Linked DNA regions of Homo sapiens: region 2 is linked to region 1. A link is a loop called in an ENCODE intact Hi-C map of the cell type or tissue named here. Cell type or tissue: K562. All regions are shown on one strand.

Region 1 (8,000 bases):
AGGAAGTTCACCAAATATATGAATTCTTGTCAGCTGGGCCCAGCCAGCCCTCCGCATGTGCCCTGAGCCATTGAGGCAACTAGAGGGTGTCCATGTCCAGTCGGAAGGTTGAATGCTGGTTGGGTGCTGTGTGCTGGTGGCCTAGGACAGGGTCAGGTTAGGAATAGCAGTCCCTTTAGGATTGTTCCTTCTTCTACACCCCTCAGCTTGCATGCATGTGCAGGTGTGTGTGTGTGTGCGCGTGTGCATGCATATGTATGTGAGAGAGAGTGTATGTGTATGTGCATTTTGAACCATTTGAAAGTGAGCTAAAGATAGCATCCCCTCTGCCTAATATATATTTTGGTGTCTATTTCCAAAGAACAGGATATCCCTTTCCATAACCATAACAGTTACCCAAATCGGCACATTTAACTTGGATACAATACTTTCAATCCACAGACTGTATTTAAATGTTGCCAGTTTCTCCAGTGATATACTTTAGAGCTATGCTCCGTCTCTTCGGTCTGCTTTAATTTTGGACAACTCCTCAGTAGTTTTTGTCTGATTTGACCTTGGCATTTTTGAGAGGTGCAGGTCACTTTATGTTATAGCCGATATATCCATTTGGCACTGGTCATGTGAATATCTAAATAATAAGAAGTCCTGGTCCCACGTATAATGGGATAAGCACATGCCACTCATCTTGCTCAGCGGATGTCGCTATAAAACCTGAACATAAGGCACAGGGCAGCTGTGAGGACTCTGAAAAGTGACTCATAGAAGAGGACTGGAACTTAAAGTGCTGAAACTGCTGGTGATTTTTTTTTTTTGTCTGTTACTTTTATCCCTCGGCACTCGATGCAGATGCAGTTGCTGAAGTACACACAGAACCAAGTAACTAAAATTCCAGCTTTGTTGCCAGAAGACCTAAAAAGGGACTCCAGGGAACTAGAAAATCCTGGGAGCTCATGGAGAGGGAGGAGTTCAGAGAGTGGCCCACACAGTTGACATGGGTTTGACGAAATACACACAGGAGATGCTAAGAGTGGAGCAAGAGAGACTCAGGCCTGGACCAGCCATGGTGGGGCACATAACTGATCAATGTAAAAAACACTGCCAAGGCTTTTGTTTCTTTGAGTTCTTAAATAATTAATTAATAGACTATTTTTAGAGCAGTTTTAGGTTTTTGGAAAATTGAGTAGATGGTATCAAGTTCCCATATGCTCCTGCACCCCCCCACTCCCCTTATTATTACCATCTTGCAATGATGTGGTACATTTGTTATAATTGATGAGCCAATATTGTTATGTTATTATTCATTAAAGTCCATAGTTAAGTCCAGAGTTCACATTAGGGTTCACTCTTGGGTACATCCTATGGGTTTTGACAAATGCATAATGACATGCATCCACCATAGGGTACCATACAGAATACTTTTAACTGCCCTAAAAATCTCCTGTGCTAAGCTTGTGTGGTGGTGTGTGCCTGTGGTCTCAGCTATTCTGGAGGCTGCAATGGGAGATCCCTTGAGTCCCATAGTTCAAGGCTGCAGTGAGCTATGATCATGCTTCAGCTTGGGTGACAGAATAAGACCCCGTCTTAAAAAAATAAAAATTAAAAAATTGTCTCTCCTGTACCTATTCATCCCTCCCTCTACTCATCCCCAACAACCCCACCCCAGCTGAACCTCTGACAAACACTACTCTTTTTACTTCTCCATAGATTTGGCTTTTCCAGAATGTCATATCGTTGAAATCATACAGTATGCAGCCTTTTCAGATTGACTTCTTTCTTTATCAATATGCGTTTAAGGTTCCTCTATGTCTTTTTCTGTGGCTGGTTAGCTTTTTCTTTTTATTACTGAATAATATTCCATCGTCTGGATGTACTACAGTCTGTTTATCCACTCGCTGTTGAAGGACATCTTGGTTGTATCCAAATTTTGGCAATTATGAATAAAGTTGGCATAAACATTCTCATGTAGTTTTTTTGTAGAGACACAAGTTTTCAACTTATCTGGGCAAATATCAAAGAGCCTGCCTGCTGCTTCACAGGGTAACAATATGATTACTTTTGTAAGAAACTGCCAATCTCCCTTCCAAGTCAGCTGAACTGTTTTGCACAGGCTTTGGACTTGGAGTTATGCAAGGGTAAGCTGAAGTCTCTAAGAGGGCATGATAGGGCTGGTTTTGTGAGTTTTGGAAAACTACAAACATGATTCAGCTGCAACAGTGGGAAGGAACTGCCACTGCTGGGTGGAAGCGGCCTTGCTGGAGAGATGCTGGGAGGAGGAGGAAGTCCTCAGGAGGAACGGTCGGGCCCCTCTCCCTCCAGATTTGCGGCCTCACTCTAGCGTCCCCTTGCCAGGAGCATCTGGCCAAGCCCAACTGCAGTTTGCAGAGTCCCAGTGCTGGCATCACAAGGCAGGATATAGAAAGGTGGGTTTGGAGCCAAGAGAAAATCATTTAATAATGGCATTACTCCCAGCCCCCGCTGGGATAAGTCCCTATCTTATTAAAGCGATAACACAAAGCAGTAGTGAAATTAACAGCACTAGACATGCCACTTTCTCTCTGGACATCGGCATTTCTGTAGGGCAGTAATTTCTACGATCTAAGATTGCCTCCCTGCTGGACTCAGAAAAGAGGTAACAAAAGTGGGTAAGTTTCTATTTAGTCCTGCCAGTCCAGCCTTACTTGAATTGAGGCTGAGCCTGGAGAAAGCTAGATTCCTGGAAGCAGCAGTCCTGCAAACCCTGAGCAGCTGAGCACAAACCACAGCCTGTCTAACGTTCTATTTACATTATTGCCTGCCTTTTGTAATGGAGGGGGGCAGAGAATCACGACTCTGCTTTAAAGTTTCAGCAGAGCTCCCCACACCTCAGCCCCTGCCCGAAATTCACAGGTACATGACGCAAGTTTACAAAAACGGAAAAAAAGCAACCATTTGGTTTGAGCTGAATTGAAAAGCAAAACAAAACAAAAAAACCCTCAGAGTTTCTTTTGAAAATTATAATCCTTCTCTTTATCTCTCTACAATCACTTTCAGTGAGGCTCACGTTCATCTTTAACCTTTAATCTTCCGAAGTGTTCAAGGATGGACGCTAGTGACGAAGTGTCAATTTGCTGGTCTAACACGCCTCCTGGTGGTCAAAACTATCCAAGATCTTAACAGGTATTAGACAACTCCATGGCCTTAAATGAGCATGGAAAAAAGTATGAAGCCAGAATATGACACAACTGACTGAAAAAAAATACATGACACCATTTGTAGGGATAAAAATGTGTCTCTGTTTAGCAAGAAAAGCCACACCATAGGTGCTGTCATTCCATTTAAAAAATCAGATTATTCACATATTCTGGTAGTTTTTATTACAGCTTCAACTTCTAGCTTCTGTTTTGTGATATTTTGCCATGTCATACAGTTTTGGTTGCCATATAAGTAAGAAGGAAAGCCATTGTGGATTCACTTCTGAATATTAAAGATAAAATAAAGGCTGCATAGGGACCTATACTTTGATATAAAATAAATGTTCTTTATTGTTCAATAAGCCCTACTTATTTTCTCCTCCTGTCAAGGAAAATTTAAAGATAATTAAATAAATTAAAATTCATTGACCTATAGGTTAATAAAGTCCATTAATATTCCTACTGTTTATAAGAGCTTGAGAGATAAGCCAAATGATTGATAGTCTATGATATAGTATCTTTCTGGAATCATCCTCTGTAAATTTCCACAAGGAGGATTTTCTTTTCTTTTTCAAAAATCACTTTATTGAGGTAAAATTAATATGTATAAAGCTATACATAATTAAATGTCTAGACCTCTCGAAGTTTCTTCTCACCCCTATTATTATTATTATAAGAACGCGTCATATAAGCTCTACCCTCTTAGAGAATCTTAGGAATGCAATACTGCATCATTAGCTGTTGGCACTATCCTGCACCACAGTCTCCAGAACCTACTCCTCTCGCCTGGCTGAAACTTTCCACCTTTGATCAACACCTCTGCTTCCCCCCGCAGCCCCTGGAAACCACCATTACACCCTTGACTTTTACAGTTTCACTATTTTGGATTCCATGTATAAGTGAGATCACGTGATATTTGTCTTTCTGTGCCTGGCTGATTTCACTTAACATAATGTCCTCCAGCTCCATCCATGTTGTCACAGATTACAGAATTATCTTCCTTTTTGGAGGTTGAATAATACTCCACTGTAAGTGTATACCACATTCTTTTTATCCATGCATCACAGATGGGATTTAGGCTCTTTCTACTATACCTTGGCTATTGTGAATAATGCTGCTATGAGCATGGGGTCAAGTATCTCTGTGAGATCCCAAGAGTCCTGGTCTTCCCTCTGTGATGACCCTGCTCTGGGTATTTTACTGGGAGAGCAGAGAAGAATGGAGTGGAGAATGTTCTTGACTGAGTGTTACCATTGCAGAGGCTAGGAGTTCAAAGAACCAAAATTTAAGTCTCAACTTCAAATCCCAGACCCAGCTTTCACTTATGTGTGGAAATTGGAATATCATTATTCATCTCCCGTTCTTTTCTACACTGTCTAATAAGAACAGTGGCTACCTAACAGGGACATGGCTCCTTGAGAGCAGGAATCTTGTCTGTTTCTAGCTACTGGTCTGCCCCTAGTGCCTGAGAACTGAAAGCAGATGGCCTTGGTAAACAATATGGAGAACAAGCAAAAATGACTTACCTGCAATGCTGAGAACAAGCAAAAATCACATCCAGGAATTTCTCCTGAAATTAAGACTCTGCACCAATTACATTGTTTCCTTATCAAGACTAACACTAGTTCATTTCACTTCCTTCATCTTGCTGTGCTACCAATCTATAGTTGGTCAGAAACTCTGCCCAAACCCAGTGGCTTCCCACCTTCCAAAATCGACCTTAAAAATTACTACCGCCTTCTCACTAAAACCCAGTAAACATCCTTTCCTGACTTCCCCGTTCTGAGACCCTATGCTCAGAGGCTCCCCCAACTGCCCTCCGCAAATGCAGCAGGTGAAACAAATTTCGCTTTGCTGGATCAATAGTCTTTTCTGGTGTTTCTGCATGTTCAAGAGTAGACATATCTAACTCACAGTAAGCCCTGGCAAACATTGGTTTCCTTGCCTTCCTAGACCTTTCCTGCAAATGAATGGCCTTTATAGGACAGGCCACGAGATGACCCTCATGGTGGATCCTGTTGCTGTGACTTACCAGGTTCATGACCTTGGGAAATTTGCCAAACCTCTCCAAGGTTTAGTTTCTTCTCTGTCAAGTGGGGATCAGTAATAGTCCACATCTTACATATTTTCTATAAGGATTAGAAGAGCAAAGTCACATTCTAAGTTTTGGTTGTTATTCCTCAAAATTAATTTTCTCCTTTGGAGTCTATCTAACCAACCAGGCTGCAAAGGAAGAGCAGGCATTTCAAGGATCTTTGACTTTCATAATTATCCACGAAGTTTTACTCTAAAGAGACATCCAAAGACCCAAATTAAATTCTAGGTTAACTTATAGCCAACCTGGAGACACACAGTCCCCCAAACCTCCACACTGTCCAGGCAGTGAGCACACAGATGGGAATAGATTCAAATAGGTGGAAACATTCTGAAGCCCAAAGATAGGGGCAGTGATGGATCTGAATTTCCCCAGAAAGCAAAGCCTCCAGGAACAATTTACACGACTTGGCCAATAGAACCCTTGATGGTAGCTTTAGTTTTGTAAAATGGAGGTTTGAGGAACCATTCCAGAATGTGTACCCATCCATGTCCAAGAGAATGCTACAGCCTGTGGAGTAGCTGGGTTTGCACTTCCAAACAAGGTCGTGTGGGCCTAGGATGTGTAGCCTTTTCTACAATGAGCTTTGTGCATTAGAGTTCTGGTGCCTCTGTCCTTATTCCAGAAAGTACAGCTTATTCACAACTTGTCAGAAAGGCCTGGCCCCCAGAACTCTTGGCTTGAGGTTGTGACGTCTAAGTTTAATGTAAGCTCTAAGAACTAACTACCAAGTTGAAAGTCAGAGAATTCAATGGAAACTGGCAGAGCATCTGGAGACTTTACCTGAGGTTCCGCAGTCTCAGCGGGACCAACATAATCCTGATATTCTCTCCTAGGAACTGCAAGGTCAAGCTCAGAAATATCTTTTCCCACTCAAACCCACCCAACAAGAGAGCTGTACTTGACAGCCAGGTTCTGGGGGTTTCCCAGAAGGTTATTAAACAATTTAAGAAGTAAAAATTAAGAAATAAATAAATAAAGGAAGAAAAAAATACAGGGAGGAAGGACAAAGGAGAAAGAGAGAGAAAGAGGAAGCAAAGTCAGGGAAACAGAAAAAAAGAAGGAAGGAAAGAAAAAATGAAAGGAGGGAGGAAGGGAGGGACAGAGAGAGGCAGGGAGGGAGGGAGGAAGCTGGGGACTTGATTAAGAATATCTAGAGTTCCTATTAGTAGTATTTGATTCTTACAACAAGCTGGCAGTTGGTAGAAAGGACACTTTTGCAATAGAACCTCTGCTAAAGACAGATTTGTTAGTAGAGGTGAAAAGTCTCCCAAAAGCCCCTTTCCCATAGACCCATTCAGTGAATCTGGCATAGAGAATTTCAGATTCCCCATGAAACCCAAAAGCAATTATCTGAGATTAGCAGGAGATCAGAAACAGCTTACCTCAAGTATTGTTTTCTAAACCCAGAGGGCTGGAGAAATTATTATCTGGTAAGAATTCTAAAAACTCTGAAACTGGTAACATTTGTTCAGACTGGAGGGAGAAATATAAGACCATGACAGGACAGACATACCATTGATAGCAGAATATGGTTGGAATGGACTTTTCTGAGATCTGTTTTCATTTCTGAAAAGTGCACAAGGACCCCAATGAGAGCTCTGTCTTAGCTCTTGGATAACTTCTCAGCACCAGGTGGATGAGAGAAAGGTTTGTTGAGGCTCAATACCAAAAAATTGATGTCTGGAAACAGCTCAGTGATGTCTGCTTACATCACATGGTCATGCTTCAGATATTTCAAAAAGACTGTGCTGTTGGAAGGAGAGCACGTGGTCTTTTTTTTTTTTTTTTTTTTTTTGAGACTGAGTCTCGCTGTATTGCCCAGGTTGGGCTCACTGCAACCTCCATCTCCCGGGTTCAAGGGATTCTCCTGCCTCAGCCTCCAGAGTACCTGGGATTACAGGTGCCCACCACCACGCCCAGCTAATTTTTGTATTTTTAGTAGAGACAGGGTTTCACTATGTTGGCCAGGCTGGTCTCGAACTCCCAACCTCAAGTAATTCGCCTGCCTTGGCCTCCCAAAGTACTGGGATTACATGTGTGAGCCACTGCGCCTGGCCCCACACAGTCTTTTAAAGTAAACTAACTCAAGCCTCTGAAAGATAGCAAAGGAACAGTAAGTATTGGGCCAGATATGAAATTAGTCATTTAATTGTGATAAATTCCTTTAATTTAAATATCATCGCATGTATATTTTATGAGATAAGATGAGATTTGCAAGTGAAAGTCTATAAAAATGGTAAAGAGCTAAGAAGAATTAAGGTCATGAAGGTTTCTAAATGTTTTCCAGGCCACCGACGACATGAATAGTTTACTTATAACCATTGACATGGTACTTCTGGTGAAATTAGGACCACTCAGAGTGTTCTCTTATTTCAGATCAGGCATCACTTGGTTTAGATATTGGACTCCTGACAGCCCTAGTGTGGCATGAAATGCCTGGTGACCGATGCACTCTAACAGTGTGCTTCTTCCAGAGGAAGCAAGGTGGTGGTCCCCTGGCCCCCAGCTGATTCTCCAGGGCAGGCAGGGGACTGACTTCAAGCCGGTCCTCTGAATTCCCCAACCTGAATGGAAATAACATTTAAATCTAACTCCTAGACTGGCTTTTCTGGCTAGAAGAATCTCACCTGAAAATCTCTTTTATCTCAATAACAAAATATCAGATCACGTTTATTATTGTATTTACAGAAATTACAGATTTGGGCAGACATTTATTATATTTGGTGTAAGCT
Region 2 (8,000 bases), 130 kb before region 1:
AAATATGGAGTGAGTATTTTCAGTTCAGAATTTCAAGTTTCAACTCTCAGAAAAACACTGTAGTGGGCACTGTTGGACCAGCAAGATGGAAAAGGCAGGGTCTTTCATGGTGTGATCCTCAGGGTTAGTTCTGATGGTGACCAGTGTAATTGAGGCCCTGTCCATGATGGACATGGGGGAGGTGGATGCAGACCTGAGAGTTCCAGAAGTCTTGAATAGGGTCATGGGGTATTGCAGGTACAGACTGCGGTTGGAGCAAAGGCCCACAGTAGGAAAGAACCAAATGTCTAAATAATATCCTGTGACTTTGTACTGTAAGTAATGAGACTGGTATCTAAAAGAAAATAAAGGCAATACAATGTAAATATAAATCTAAGTGGGTGTTATTCCTTCCTGTGGACGTACTTGCATTCACTTATCCTATGTGTAGTTTATCCATGAAACGTGAATCCCCTCCCTGCTATCCAACCCAATTGCCCTCTTGTCGCATTTTAGTTTTGATTGCAGGCACTTTTACCCATTTTTCTCATCTGCATTCTCAAACAGTTGGCTTTGAGTGACTTTAAACTGTTTTAAACAAATGAAGAGCCTCATCATTTTGAGTATCTTTTAGAAGCATCACAGACTTCAAATTTCACAAGCAAAGGCTGTTTTTGATAACACTTACTCTGTTTGACTAGAGAATAGGCCCCTGAGGTTATTGCTGTGAAGGAATTAATATTCATCTCGGTGCAGAAGTTCTGCCTGTTTATTTAAAAACAAAACAAATCACTGTACCTGTGAAATACAATAAATAAAATAAGTAAAACTACTTTGTGAATTGCTTAATAGCATAGCAAATGCTAACTCTGTGGTTAGCATTTATGATTAAATGAAAGCAGATTACAAAAAAGTCTACTGTAATTTTTTTGTGGTTAAATTTGCATACATATTCACAGAAGTCTACATATACATTCTTATATGTAGAATACCAAAATAGCAGTATTCCTGAGTGTTAGCCATAATTCCTGAGTGGTGGTATCATTTTTCATTTATCTGTGATTTCTCAGCTTCTTCAGTTAATATTTGTATACCTGTAAGACTTTTCCAGAAATCCTGAAAAGACATTTGTAGTCCCGTTTAGTTTCTTCTTATACTTCCTACTGGGTAGATTTTGATAGTTTTTAATGGTTTTGTTTCAGTTGATTTTGGGGACAATATTATTTCTAGGACTTCCCGGCCTGAAGTCTCCTGGTAGCTACTTATTTGTGCAACAGACACTGTGCATTATCTCCATGTGAAGACCTTTGTAGAACTCAGCAGATGGGCTCCTGCTGTTCCAGCCTCTTGTTCTCCATGGTACAGACACAGCCAGGCATATCCTGGGAAAGAGGGCAAGAGGAGTTTCAGGAGCAGCTCTGGCACAACTTAGAGTGACAGAACACAGGTCAGGTGTACACTTTGCCTTATAAGAGCTGATTACCCACAGCTCTTTCTGTACTCAAGACAAGGGTGCCCGTACAAGTGATCAAGTATTAAGAATGTATTCCCAGGGGAAGTCGATGAGGAAGGGGAAAAACCAGGCCAGGAAGGGAGGAAGCCAAGAGAGGTGTTATCTCAAAGTCATGCAGAGGGGACCTTCAGCCTGACCCTGCAGGGACTCTGGTATGTAAGGTACTTGTCCCACTGCAAGCAAGGTGGCTGTGCTTTCATACCCCACACTGCCAATCACTGTCTATGGCTTGCCCCAGGTGGGGTATAAACTTTCAGGCACTTCTGCCATCTGCATGAGGAGGGCAAAGGCTTCTGGTGGCCAAGGGCAGAGCCCCAAAGGAGAGCCTTAATGCTATCATTCCTCTTTGGAAAGGAACACACTGATGAACTTTAATTCCATGCACCAGGTATTCCAGACATCTCCAGCCTGTGTGCTCACACATTGTCAGGCTCCGGGGGATTAAAATCAATGCAGACTTCTGAGTGTCTTTCTCCTGAACTTGATTGTAAACAACAATGCAAAGTAAACTAACAAATAGGAAAATGTTCAAGTAAGACAGTGTGTTCATTTATTCTTGGGCAATAATTCTTCTTGTTATAGTGCAGTAGCATAGGCTTAGGAAAGAAACACCTGGAGCCTCCCCTCAACAGAAATATCCATCAGTTTGAACTGCAACTTAGAATGGCTGATTAGACTGCTTCCTTGCAAGAATTCTGAGGCCAGGTGTGAATTCAGAGGGAGAGATGGGCATGATTGATTAATGATGTCTGCTAGTTGTGACTTTAGAGAAGATGAGTGAGATTGACTAGTGATGTCTTCCAGGTGTGAATTTTTAGAGGAAGTTGGGGCAAATTCAGAGGGGAGATGGGCATGACTGATTAGTGATGTCTTCCAGCTGTGACTTTAGAGAAGGCGATGAGTGTGATTGATTAGTGATGTCTGCCAGGTGTGAATTCACAGGGGCAGTTGGGGTGAATTCAGAAGGGAGATGGGCGTGATGAGTCAGTGATGTCTGCCAGGGTCCTGGGAACAGAGAGTTGGGCCCATGGACCAGGTAGGTTCCATCCCTGCTTTCTTTTGTAGTTAAAGCTCATTAGGGCAAATTTACCACATAGTCCACACCTTAGCTGAACTTGGTCAGGAAGACATTTCCTTTTCCTTTTTTTTTTTAAAAAAAATCTCTCTTTCCCTCTTTCTCTCCCCCTCCCCCATTTTATCTCATTTTGGTGCTTATAGGTTTTTATTCTATAAACACTTTGCCGTCTTTGTGACACGGACTCATTCAGGACATGTTTACAGTACTTAATGACATCTCCCTGAGAAATAATGAGAATGCCTTTAAAGGTTGTCTTCCTCCCCGTGCGAGCAGAGGGACGCACGCCAGGCCTGCGAGATGAGAGCCGAGGGTCTGGCGGGGGGAAAATTGACTTAATTTCTTTTCACCACATGAAATGGAATGTCTGGGTGATCTGACCTAAATGCATGGCCTAAAACCAATTAATTCTGAATTGCGAATTTGTGAGCGCATCAAGTTGTGCATGGAATTTCCGATGAACCAGACAACGCATACCTGCCTTGTTTGCAAAATGTGGAGATTTTTGCACATAAATTTGCCTAATGGTCCATTATTAAAGTGCAGCTTCAGTCATATTGTACCTCAGCTCGCGGGAAGACGTGTAGTGGTTCCCCGTGCCCTTCCTGTGGAATTCAAGTCCTTGGTCTGTCTTGCCTGGCCCTTAGCAGTGTGGCCCCGGCCTCTCCTCAGTGTGGGTGAACTCCCCCTACGGGTCAGGGTCCTTTAATGCTGTCATCAGAGGGGACCTTACATCCTGCTGCAATGGCTCTGAAGCTAGGCTTACACTACAATCCCTATGCACAGGGGGTGAGGTGCCGAGCCACTGTCATCATGGAGTTTGGGAGAAAACGCGCAGCTCACCACCCCCAACCTGGCCTTGACGCTCCCACTGCCGTGCAGTTACTCATTCTCTTTTCTGTGCCTGTTAGATTAACGCTCATTTCATTGTAATCGGTTTAATTCACCTAATGTTCATTGAGACTACTGTGCATGTGACACCGATTTGTTTGTGGGAAACAAAAATTAACCAGACATAGCAGCTGCTTAAATGACCAAATTAGAAGAAGTTGGCAGGAAATATAAATAACTATAATAAACGTTTAATTTGGTGACTTACAATAGAGCTATAATTAAAACACTACGAAAACACATAGAAGGGAGCTTGGTATGTGTTTCTGCATGTGTGTGGTGGTGTGTGTGGTGGTGTATATGGTATGTGTGTGGTGGTGTATGTGTGTGTGGTGGTGTGTATGGTATGTATGTGGTAGTGTGGTGTGCATGTGTTGTGCAGGTTGTGTGTGTAGTATTAGTGATGTGTGTGTAGTGTGATGCATGTGTGCACGGGTGTGCTGTGGTGGAGATGTGTGTGTGTGGTGTGTATCTGGTGTGTGTGTTTGTCTGTGGGGTGGGGCGGGCTGGGTGCTAGCAGGCTTCCTGGGAGAGAAGAGTGGAGTCTGAGAAGTGGGTGTGGCATCTCTGAGGAGGCGGGGTGGAGAAAGGGTGAGGGTGGCTGCGCACACATACAAACACACTACCACACCCATGGTTGTGGGCTGAACTGTGCCCCACTCCACTTCTAAATGTTGAAGGCATAACCCTGGTACCTCAGAATGTGACCTTATGTGGAAAGAGGACCTTATGTCGTTGCAGATGTGTTTACTTAAGATGATGTCATAATGGAATAGGGTAGGCCCACTCCAAGGTGACAACATGCAGGGAGGACGCCATGTGCAACCGTGGGCAGAGGCCGGGCTGATGGGTCTACAAGCCCAGGAAAGTCCGAGATTGCCAGCAAAACACCAGAAGCTGGGGGGAGGCATGGAGTGGGTTCTTAGAAGGAACCCACCCTGCAACACCTACATCTCAGACTTCAGCCTCTGAAACTGTGAGACATAAAATTTTCGTGCTTTAACCCACCCAGTTTGTAGAATTTGTTACACAGCCATGGCAAACAAATGCACCCAATGTCTAAAAGTCCTTTGATTAACGACTCACAGTTATCCTTTGAAAATTCCCAGAATAAAATGCAAATGTCAAGACTCACAGGAGTCAAGATTCAAACCTTTTGTGTATTTTAAGCATCCACATTTCACTCTTTTTGTTAAAATAAGAAGAACCATTCCAGGTCCAACTGTCTTCTGCAGACCTTCTGTGTGGAATCTTTTCCTGGAGTTGGAATAGCAGACTTGGGGATGGTGCTGTGGGTTTGTTTGGTTTATTGTTGAAATCCCAAGAAAGAACTTTCATTTGCAGCTGGTAAGTTGGTCTGAAGTCCCTTTATCGTCACCTGACCCAAGGCACATTCACCCAGACCCCAGACTTAAGCTGGCTAAAAGTCAGCTGGACTCTTACCTACTTTGTTGTTCCAGGAAAATGTGTTTTGTTTTGTTTTTGGGTTGAGTTTCACTGACCCTTCTCTGCCTCCTCCCTGCTCTATTTCCTTTTGGAGGGAAAATTATTTCAGAGATTTGCTGGATTTACTCATGAAGACTCCACCAATAAATTCCTAACTCAAAAGATTAAAGACATTTATGTACAGCATACAAAAAGAAAAAATCTTGCTTACATCAGAGTCCTGCTGTTTGTATAGCTTAATCAAACAGAGAATAATGTTTGACAGACAAGGACTAACACAGACATTTTTTGTTTTCTAAAACAAGCCTCAATTACTCAAAAAATGTTGCCTGCTTGGTTGGCTTTAAATGTTTTGATCTCCTTCTGATTTATGGCAGTCCCATGTATAGAAATAGATCTCCCCTTAACCACCTGTAAGCAGGTGTATCCCTTTAAGCACAGTTGCTAGGACCTGGGATTCATTCATCAACTGCAACTACTTGGAACCAGAAGCATTCAGCATCTTTTATCACTGTGACCCAGTCAGCAGGTCTATTTCATTATAAATATTCAATTCTATATAACCACGACAAAAGAAAAAAGGAAATTTAGGGAAAGACGACCAGGATCTGAATTCAGAGAAAAAAAGGAACAAATATTTATGAAATACCTATTTTTGGACCAAAACTGAGGGAGGCATGTTTCTTTCTTTTTGTTTTGTTTGGTTTCTGATGCTTGAAAAAATTAAGTGTGACTTTGAGCAAATTACTAAATCTTTTTCTAAAAAACATCATCTGTAAAAGTTAAACACATTAAATAAAAATAGTTACATAATGCCAACTTGTATTTATAAAGTGACTGATTTTCTTCTGTCATATTTTTCATGATTTACATTTTACAATATTCTTTCAAGTTCTTCAACTCCATTGCTTAGAAGATACTTTGAATTTTGTTGAACAAATAAATAAATGCATGACTAATTTGTTTTAAAAGGTGTGATGGTGAAGCATCATGGTAACTCTAGGAGATATAACTGAACACATACCCAGGCTTGGTGTCTTCTCATGAAAGATAAAGATGGCTTTTTATCATTTTTCTATTTTCCTTACAATCAGGAAACTATCTGTATTGTTTTTCATAAAATTTAAATGCTTTCTAAACATGCAAACCTAAAATGTAATAAAATATTATGTAGGTAAGTATTATGCAGGCTTTGGTTGCGATTTAAAGCAGCACAGCACTATAAATAAAGATGTGTATTATCTGACGCAAAAGCAATTTCAGGATATTCTGTAGAAATCACAAGGGAAGGCGAGTGCCATCTTCTATTCAACATAGTCATTTTTAGCAATTTTCCAAATGAGTGTTGTAAGATTCACCAAAATCAGCAAGATTGCCTAAGGGAAGTAGCTTCTTAGCATTACCGAGTTGAGAAACTGAATGCCTCTTAGCGAAGTTGACCAACTCCAACAGCCACCGCTGACAATGCTGTGTTTTCAGGTTGTGATTATTAACGGCCTGGAATTTCCAAGTTTAAGCATGTCTTCTGCAGTTGGAGGCCTCTCAGGGCCTCTGCCCTTTGTCTGAATTAGACATAGAAAACTGTATCTAGGAAACTTTCTCTTACTCTAGGAAGCAACAGCAACAGGTCTTGGAGATGATAGATGTGTTGCAAGCTCTGGTCTTCCAATTTGAGAATCAGTAGGAGTGGTGGTTGTAATACATCCCACCCTAGTCTTCCTCAATGAGCAAACAGATGGAGTGCTCCTCCTCGCAGGGCCTGACGGTGCGATGGGTGGGGCATCTCGCCAGCACATCCTCCAGCTCCAACTGACCCACCCTGGGGGAAATTGAAAGATAGCATCCAAGCTGCAGATCCTGCCATGGATCAGTTCTGCACTATTCCTGCAGAGCAGGGCTAGGGGCTGTTTGACTTGCTTTCTGTCTGCTCCTTTGGGCAGCTCTCATTTGCTTGTGAGTATTAGAGAAACCTTGTATGAGACAGATGTCCTCAGGGTGTCACATGTGCCCGCCCCTTTCTGATGCGAACACCTAATCTCAGAAGCCCCTTGCTTAAAAAGAGAAGGGGCTGCTTAGATGAATGTTTATTAAGACTAAGCTTTCACCCCACTCTGCAGACTTGGCTGAGCCGGTGGACAAGATTTCAGGAAGGAACTAAGCTCTGAGCTTTACTGATAGGCTGGTATGGAAAACCTTTCTGGACTCCTTAAATATATCCTTCAAGATTTTGACATTTCTCTGATTGGAACTGACAAATAGATCTTGGTAGGCCAAAGGTTCCACCCTTCACTCTAAAGCTAAGTTGGGTGAGTACTTGAATTTCGGAGTCCTCAAATTCTTTGGTCTTGAGGCTTTTTACGTTCTTAAAAATTACTGAAGTCCCCAGAGAGCTTTTACGTATGTGGGCAAAATCTATTTATATTTACCATATTAGAAATCAAAATTGAGGAAATATAAAAATATGCATTTATTAATCTTGAAATAATAATCAACCAGTTAAATGCTAACATGAATAACATGTTTTTAAATAAAAATAACTATTTTTCAAAACAAAAACAATTCTGGAGAAGAGTGATGTTTTTTACATTTTTGCAGATCTCTTTAATTTCACGCTTAAAAAGACAACCAGATTTTCGTATCTGCTTCCGAGTTCATCTGTTTGTATTATATTATTGTGGTTGAAGTATAGGAAGAAAACTATACTGATTGTTGTTGAAAAAGGAAATTTTTAAATAGTGTTTTCAAATCAGCTGTGGATATTCTTTTTTGATGCCATACCAAACCCCAGTAAGTGATAGTTTCTTTTTTTTTTTTTCCTTTTTTTTTTTTTTTTTTCCTGAGACAGAATCTCACTCTGTTGCCCAGGCTGGAGTACAATGGCACGATCTCAGATCCACCTCCCGGGTTCAAGCGATTCTCCTGCCTCAGCCTTCCAAGTAGCTGGGATTACAGGTATGCAACCCCACGCTCAGCTAATTTTTGTATTTTTTAGTAGAGATGGGGTTTCATCGTGTTGATCAAGCTGGTCTTGAACTCTTGGCCTCAAGTGATCCGCCTGCCTTGGCCTCCCAAAGTTCTGGGATTACTTACAGGCAT

Evidence for each region. A loop is a pair of places that touch in the nucleus more often than their neighbours do. Peaks named below come from ENCODE experiments on the same cell type or tissue, not always from the same donor. Only the 100,000 strongest peaks of a DNase experiment are listed, where the experiment ranks them.
Region 2: it touches region 1 in a loop (2.9-fold over the local background); 2 of 110 quality-filtered maps call a loop at or near these places.

Annotation. Positions count from the first base shown.
Region 1 is chr20:22,334,418-22,342,417 of GRCh38, reverse strand. No RefSeq gene overlaps it. Among named protein-coding and RNA genes, the nearest start is that of LINC01427, 56 kb to the right of the region's middle. RefSeq lists an enhancer at 7,953-8,000. In K562, a CTCF peak has its summit at 3,120 (motif pointing left); a DNase peak (open chromatin) is centred at 3,127.
Region 2 is chr20:22,467,814-22,475,813 of GRCh38, reverse strand. It overlaps LOC105372563 (a long non-coding RNA gene), which reads left to right and starts at 4,276. Exons shown (of 3, transcript XR_001754711.1): 1 at 4,276-4,434; 2 at 7,022-7,210; 3 at 7,750-7,787. In K562, no CTCF peak of the experiment used is centred here; a DNase peak (open chromatin) is centred at 4,023.